Linked DNA regions of Homo sapiens: region 2 is linked to region 1. Evidence: chromatin loops called from intact Hi-C (ENCODE). Cell type or tissue: CD4-positive, alpha-beta T cell. All regions are shown on one strand. Each heading gives the region's core, and the rest is flanking DNA. Links, peaks and the distances in the headings are about the cores only.

The links. Peaks named below come from ENCODE experiments on the same cell type or tissue, not always from the same donor. Only the 100,000 strongest peaks of a DNase experiment are listed, where the experiment ranks them.
Region 2: a loop joins it to region 1, with 6 times the contacts of the local background. A loop is called at or near these places in 1 of 110 quality-filtered maps.

The regions. Positions count from the first base shown.
Region 1 is chr2:10,618,940-10,621,859 of GRCh38, forward strand. All of the region lies in intron 13 of NOL10 (nucleolar protein 10), which reads right to left. Among named protein-coding and RNA genes, the nearest start is that of NOL10, 70 kb to the right of the region's middle. In CD4-positive, alpha-beta T cell, for the core only: no CTCF peak of the experiment used is centred there; a DNase peak (open chromatin) is centred at 1,722.
Region 2 is chr2:9,936,307-9,939,226 of GRCh38, forward strand. No RefSeq gene overlaps it. Among named protein-coding and RNA genes, the nearest start is that of GRHL1, 14 kb to the right of the region's middle. RefSeq lists a silencer at 1,950-2,289. In CD4-positive, alpha-beta T cell, for the core only: no CTCF peak of the experiment used is centred there; no DNase peak of the experiment used is centred there.

The sequences.
Region 1 (2,920 bases), core at 177-2,676:
TGGAATGTGAAGGAAGCTTCTGGGAAACCAAAGGAATAATTTGCTGAAAACTAAATTCACGTACCTAACGGAGGTTTATAAACTTTGAACTTAAGCAGGATTCAGAACATGCAAGCTTGGTGAAAACCAGATATTCCTAAAACATTTAGGAACAGGACATACAGAATTACTTTCAAATGAACCACTGTAGTATGTATGTAGGTATGTATGTATTTATGTATTTATGAGACAGAGTCTTGTTCTGTCACCCAGGCTGGAGTACAGTGGCATGATCATAGCTCACTGCAGCCTTGATCACGGGCTTAAGCTATCCTCCTGCCTCAGCCTCCTGAGTAGCTGGGACTACAGACATGTACCCATGCCTAGCTAATTTATTTTTTAATTTATTTTATTTTGTAGAGACGGGGTCTCACTATGTTGCCCAGGCTGGTCTTGAACTCCTGGGCTCAAATGATCCTCCCACCTTGGCCTACCAAAGCAATGGGAGTACAGTTGTGGCCACCGTACCTGGCCAAACCACTGTAGTTTAAGTGTGTGAAAATTTTATTCAAAATCATGAAACTCACTCATAAAACATATCTGTTAAAGTTCTCTTTTAAATTCAAAACTGGATCTAACTTATTATTCTAATTTGAAGTGGAATAAAAAGCTTTACATATCTGTCTGCTTTTCATGAAACACTACAAATGACATGTTAAATAGCATAAAAAAATCCTCAGCTGACATTTTTCTTCAATTCTCAAGGAAGAAAAAGAAAATCTGAACATGGCCCCAATCTTCTTCAAAGTCCACTGTTAGCTGAATAAAAAAACAGATGTTTATTTTAAGGTCTCCTATTCATTCTTTCCTGAAGAGCCTGGCCTTGCACCTCGGCTACAAACAGTCATTTGATGTTTATCATCATATTACACTTGAATTCCAGTGCAGTTTCCTAGAGTTCACTTCCAGACTTTGCAATAACAATGACTCTAAGCAATGTTAAAGTCCTCTACTTCTACCCTTTTCCTCTCCCAATTTCCTAACTACACCAAATGCTAAACTTGCCCACATGCACACGCACACATGCCCCAAGGATGCTAAAGGCACTACGCCAATTTTTTTACATGAGAATGTATTTATCTTTTTGATCATGCACCTGGTAATGAGCATCTCCCAAGATCTTGTTTTGTCATTTTATTCCTGCCAAGAGTTAGTAACACAGATGGTTTGGTGTGTTATCCTTAGCACATCAGTAGTTTCCTGGTTCTACTCGACTTCCTTGCAGGCAAAAGTGTTTATTAATAACTTTTCTGCATATTCTTATTGCTTTCTAATTCTTAATTTTGAAATCTATGTAAAAACTAAGGGTACCGATATATGTAAAAATACCCAGGGGGGGAAACTCGGCAGAAAAAAAGGAAGAGCAAAACTTTAAAAAAATTATATGTACACTTTTATTCAAGGTTCTATACCTTAACAGTGCTATTCTAGGAAGGTGAAAAAATATATTAACACCATTTAGCAGTTACCGATTATCTTGGGGAGGCGGTCATGCACGGAACTAGGAAATCCTGAAGAACGTATTTTAAATTCATACAAAATAAGATTTCCCATATGTTCCCCCAAATAAAGCTGAAGGAAAGAAAGCATGATACTGACACAGCAAAGGACATAAAGGAACTCAATCTGAACTCAGTGGAATAAAATGTGGTCAACCACAACAGTACTTAAGTAGAGTCTTAAGTATGCATAGTTTCCTCTGAGGTAATAAACAGGATTCCCACAAACATGTGATAATATTTAGAATCTCACTAAGATGTATATGTGGGTGTGCATGACTGTGGGAGGGAAGCAGTGTGTATATACTGTTGATTTTTGTTGTTGTTGTTGTTTTTGAGATAGAGTTTTGCTCTATTACCCAGGCCGGAGTGCAGTGGCATGATCTCACTTCACTGCCACTTCCACCTCCTGGGCTCAAGCGATGCTCCTGCCTCAGCCTCCTGAGTAGCTGGGACCAAAGGTATGCACAATAATGCCAGGCGAATTTTCTGTATTTTAATAGAGACGGTTTTGCCATGTTGGCCAGGCTGGTCTCGAACTCCTGAGCTCAAAAGATCCACCTGCCTCGGCCTCCCAAAGTGCTGGGATTACAGGCGTGCGTCACTGTGCCTGGCCGCTGCTAATCATTTTTTAGTGAAGTTTTAGGATAGATCCAAAAGACTTCATGTAAAATCTAAGCACCTGCAAAAAGAATATGAAGAGCTTTATTTAAAAAAAACCATACACATAACGAAATCTTTAAACTCATAAGGAAAAGAAAGTGATGAAGTTTGATAGGGGTGGTGGTGAGAGGCAAAAAAAACCAACTGCTATAATTCAATCAAAAATTTAACTTTGGGATGTGGTGGCTCAGGCCTGTAATCCCAGCACTTTGGGATGGCAAAGCAGGAGTATCGTTTGAGCCCAGGAATTCAAGACCAGCCTGGACAACATGGTGAGACTCCATCTCTATAAAACATACGAAAATTATCTGGGTGTGGTGGCACATTCCTGTAGTCCTGGGTACTTGGGAGACTGAGGTTGGGGAATCACTTGAACCCCGGAATTCAAGGCTGCAGTGAGCTGTGATCAGGACACTGCACTCCAGCCTGGGCAACAGAATAAGACCCTGTCTCAAAAATAATAAAAATAAAAATTAACTTTGGGCTTCTAGGCAACCAAGACAAAAGGAGATGCACAGTAAGGTCGACAGATACCCTTTACTTGCTAGAGGGAAGTACACTGATAGATCTGGAAGAAGAAATTCTCTGTTGGAACAAAACTCAAGCAGCAAAATATAGACCTTTAAAGGAGTCTGGCAACAAAATATATTTCTTTGAGAGGCTTACAGAAGTTCAACATCAAAGAAAATCATTAAACTATAATTGATGAAGACCAAAGC
Region 2 (2,920 bases), core at 122-2,621, 680 kb before region 1:
CTTGGCCTCCTAAAGTGCTGGGATTACAGGCGTGAGCCACCGTGCCCAGCCTAATTTTTGTAACTTTTTATAATGAGACTTACACATTGATTTAAATTATATACAGGATGCTCAGCCAGCACAAAGCTGTGGTGAGATTTGGGCCCAAGTCTCCGACTCCAGATTCCAAACCACATTAAAAAAAAAAAAATCACCTGCAGACTGCCTATAGCTTTAACAGTCTCTGTCTCCCCTTCTTCACATCCTTCCGGTGGAGAAAAGTTTGTGAATATTAAGTAAATTTGATTCAATAGACATTTTATTTTTTTGTAAAGATGATGGGGTCTTGCTATGCTGCTCAGGATGGTCTTGAACTCGTGACCTCAGGTGATCCTCCCACCTCTGTCTCCCAAAGTGCTGGAATTACAGATGTGAGCCACTGCGCCCAGCCTGGTTTGGTAGTTTCTTAAAAGTGAAAATTAGACCTACCATGTGACCCAGCCATTCCACTACTAGGTGTCTACCCAAGAAAAATAAAAGCATGTTTCCACACAAAGACTTGTATACAAATATTCATAGCAACTTTATTTGGAATAGCAAAAAAAAGGGAAAACAACCCAAACAGCCATCAGCAGGTGAATGGATAAACACATGGTGGATATCCATACAATGAAACACTGCTCAGCTGTGAAAAAGGAACAAACTATTGAAACAATATCCCTGTTCAGGAGCAGGATTTGGAGAATATAAGAAGCATATCTTTTATAATTTAAAAACTTGCTTTCTAAGATTTGAACTGAAAGATCTTTTTTGAAGATGAGTGTCATGGAATTGACATGATTTGAAGTGTTATGGCACTTCCTTTGAATAAAAAAATCAAAGTTGCTAACAAGTTCCATGTACTTAAAAATATTGGGACAGAGCGCTCAAAGCTATGAAAAGTTTTGGGCCACCCATGAATATGAGATAAGATTAACAAGAGAGGAGAAGGAAGTGAAAAATATGGCTTTCCATGCATTTCCAATTGTATGAATTACCATTGAAGGCTAGTGATGAAATGTTACTCTCTAGGAGTCAGTGTTTTCACATCTAAAAATGGTATCAGTCATAGAAAAAGCTTATCTGTCTACTGCCAAAAAGGGAAGAGGGTAATAGCACGTATTGAGCACCTACTGTATATTCAGATGAGGTCCTGCCATACGAAATTCAGTCCCCACTGTTCTGGGGGCCATGCAATCGTCTTTAGATAATAGGTGTGGGGCTAGGGGTTCCGCTGTGAAGTTACCTTCCTTCCCAGGGTGCTCAGCCAGCACAAAGCTGTGGTGAGATTTGGGTCCAGGTCTCAGACTCCAGATTCCAAACCACATTTAAAAAAATAAAATCATCACCTGCAGACTGCCTATAGCTTTGACAGTCTCTGTGTCTCCCTTTCGTTTGCATCCTTCGGGTGGAGAAAGGTTTATGAATATTTTAGTAAATTTGATTCAAAAGACATTTCTTGATTATCACATTGGTTCTCAAAGTGTGGTCCCTGGACCAGTGACATCAGCATTACCTGGGCACTCATTAGAAATGCACATTCTCAGGCCTACTCCTGACTCCCAATCCAGAAACACAGTGTGGGTCCAACAATCTGTTTTAACAAGTCCTCTGGTTCGCTCCAGGCTCCAGGGTGGGACAGTCACTGGTGCTTCTGCTGGCTGGGACAACAGGGCCCCACTGTGGAACTTGCAGCCCGTGACCCCCTCCTAACGGCTCCTCTCAGTTCCCGTGGTCCCAAAAGCCCTCTGTCCCGTGCAGGGCTGCCCCACAGTGGCCTTCCACATCCTCCTGATAGCAGAGGCCCCCGCCACCCCCAGGGCCACCTCTGCAGCTGTGCCGCAGCTTCTCTGCCCAGGCACCTGCACTGACACGGAGCACCCTGTAGGTTGTCTGCTTGAGGCCTTTACCTAAATGCTTGCCGCAGCTGTTTCTAAACTACAAAAGCACACAATCATGAAATGAGGCAGAGGTGGGCTGAGTGCCACAATGGATGCCAAGAGGAAGAGAGATGGACATGGCGCTGGGAGGCTCTGGGCACCACTGGAGGGGGGCGCTGAGTTCCCGGGCTGCCCCGGCTGGGAGAGGAGTCGAGTCTTAATCTCCTTTAAGGAAACATAATAAATAAACTACTTTGCCACTAGAGTGATTTATGTGTTGATTTGGGTGGAATCTCTTTCATGAACACATTTTATGTCTTTTTAAAAAAATTAGATTATTTCTTGGCCAGGTGTGGGCACAGGGTGGCTCATGCCTGTTATCCCAGCACTTTGGGAGGCCAAGGTGGGTGCATCACTTGAGGTCAGGAGTTGAAGATCAGCCTGGCCAACATAGTGAAACCCTGTCTCTACTAAAAATACAAAAATTTGCTGAGAGTTTGTGGCAGGTGCCTGTAATCCCAGCTACTTGAGAGGCTGAGGCAGGAGAATCGCTTGAACCCAGGAGGCAGAGGTTGCAGTGAGCTGAGATCATGCCACTGCACTCTAGCCTGGGCAACAGAATGAGACTCCATCTTATAAATAAATAAATTAGATTTCCTACCACTACAGTGAAGCATAATTTTATGATTTAGGCAACTACCCTAAAGGGAAATAAAACTAAGTGAGATTCCACATGGTCTCAGTAATACCTGTAGTGCAAAATCAAATGCTTATAGGGAGTGAAACAGAATGCGGCCGATACCTGTGGAAAAGAGTGCTTCAATTGTCTTATGTCTACGACCAGCCTAAGCTCATAGCCATACAAATATATATACCATACATGTGCTGAAACTAAGTTAAATTTCTTGTTTTTAATTGTCTTAAGTATCAAACTTGGATCATCAGAACATGTTGGAAAAACACGGCTCTGAAGCCAACTTATTAAGCACCTGTGCTGTATCGAACATTTTACATTTGTTCAT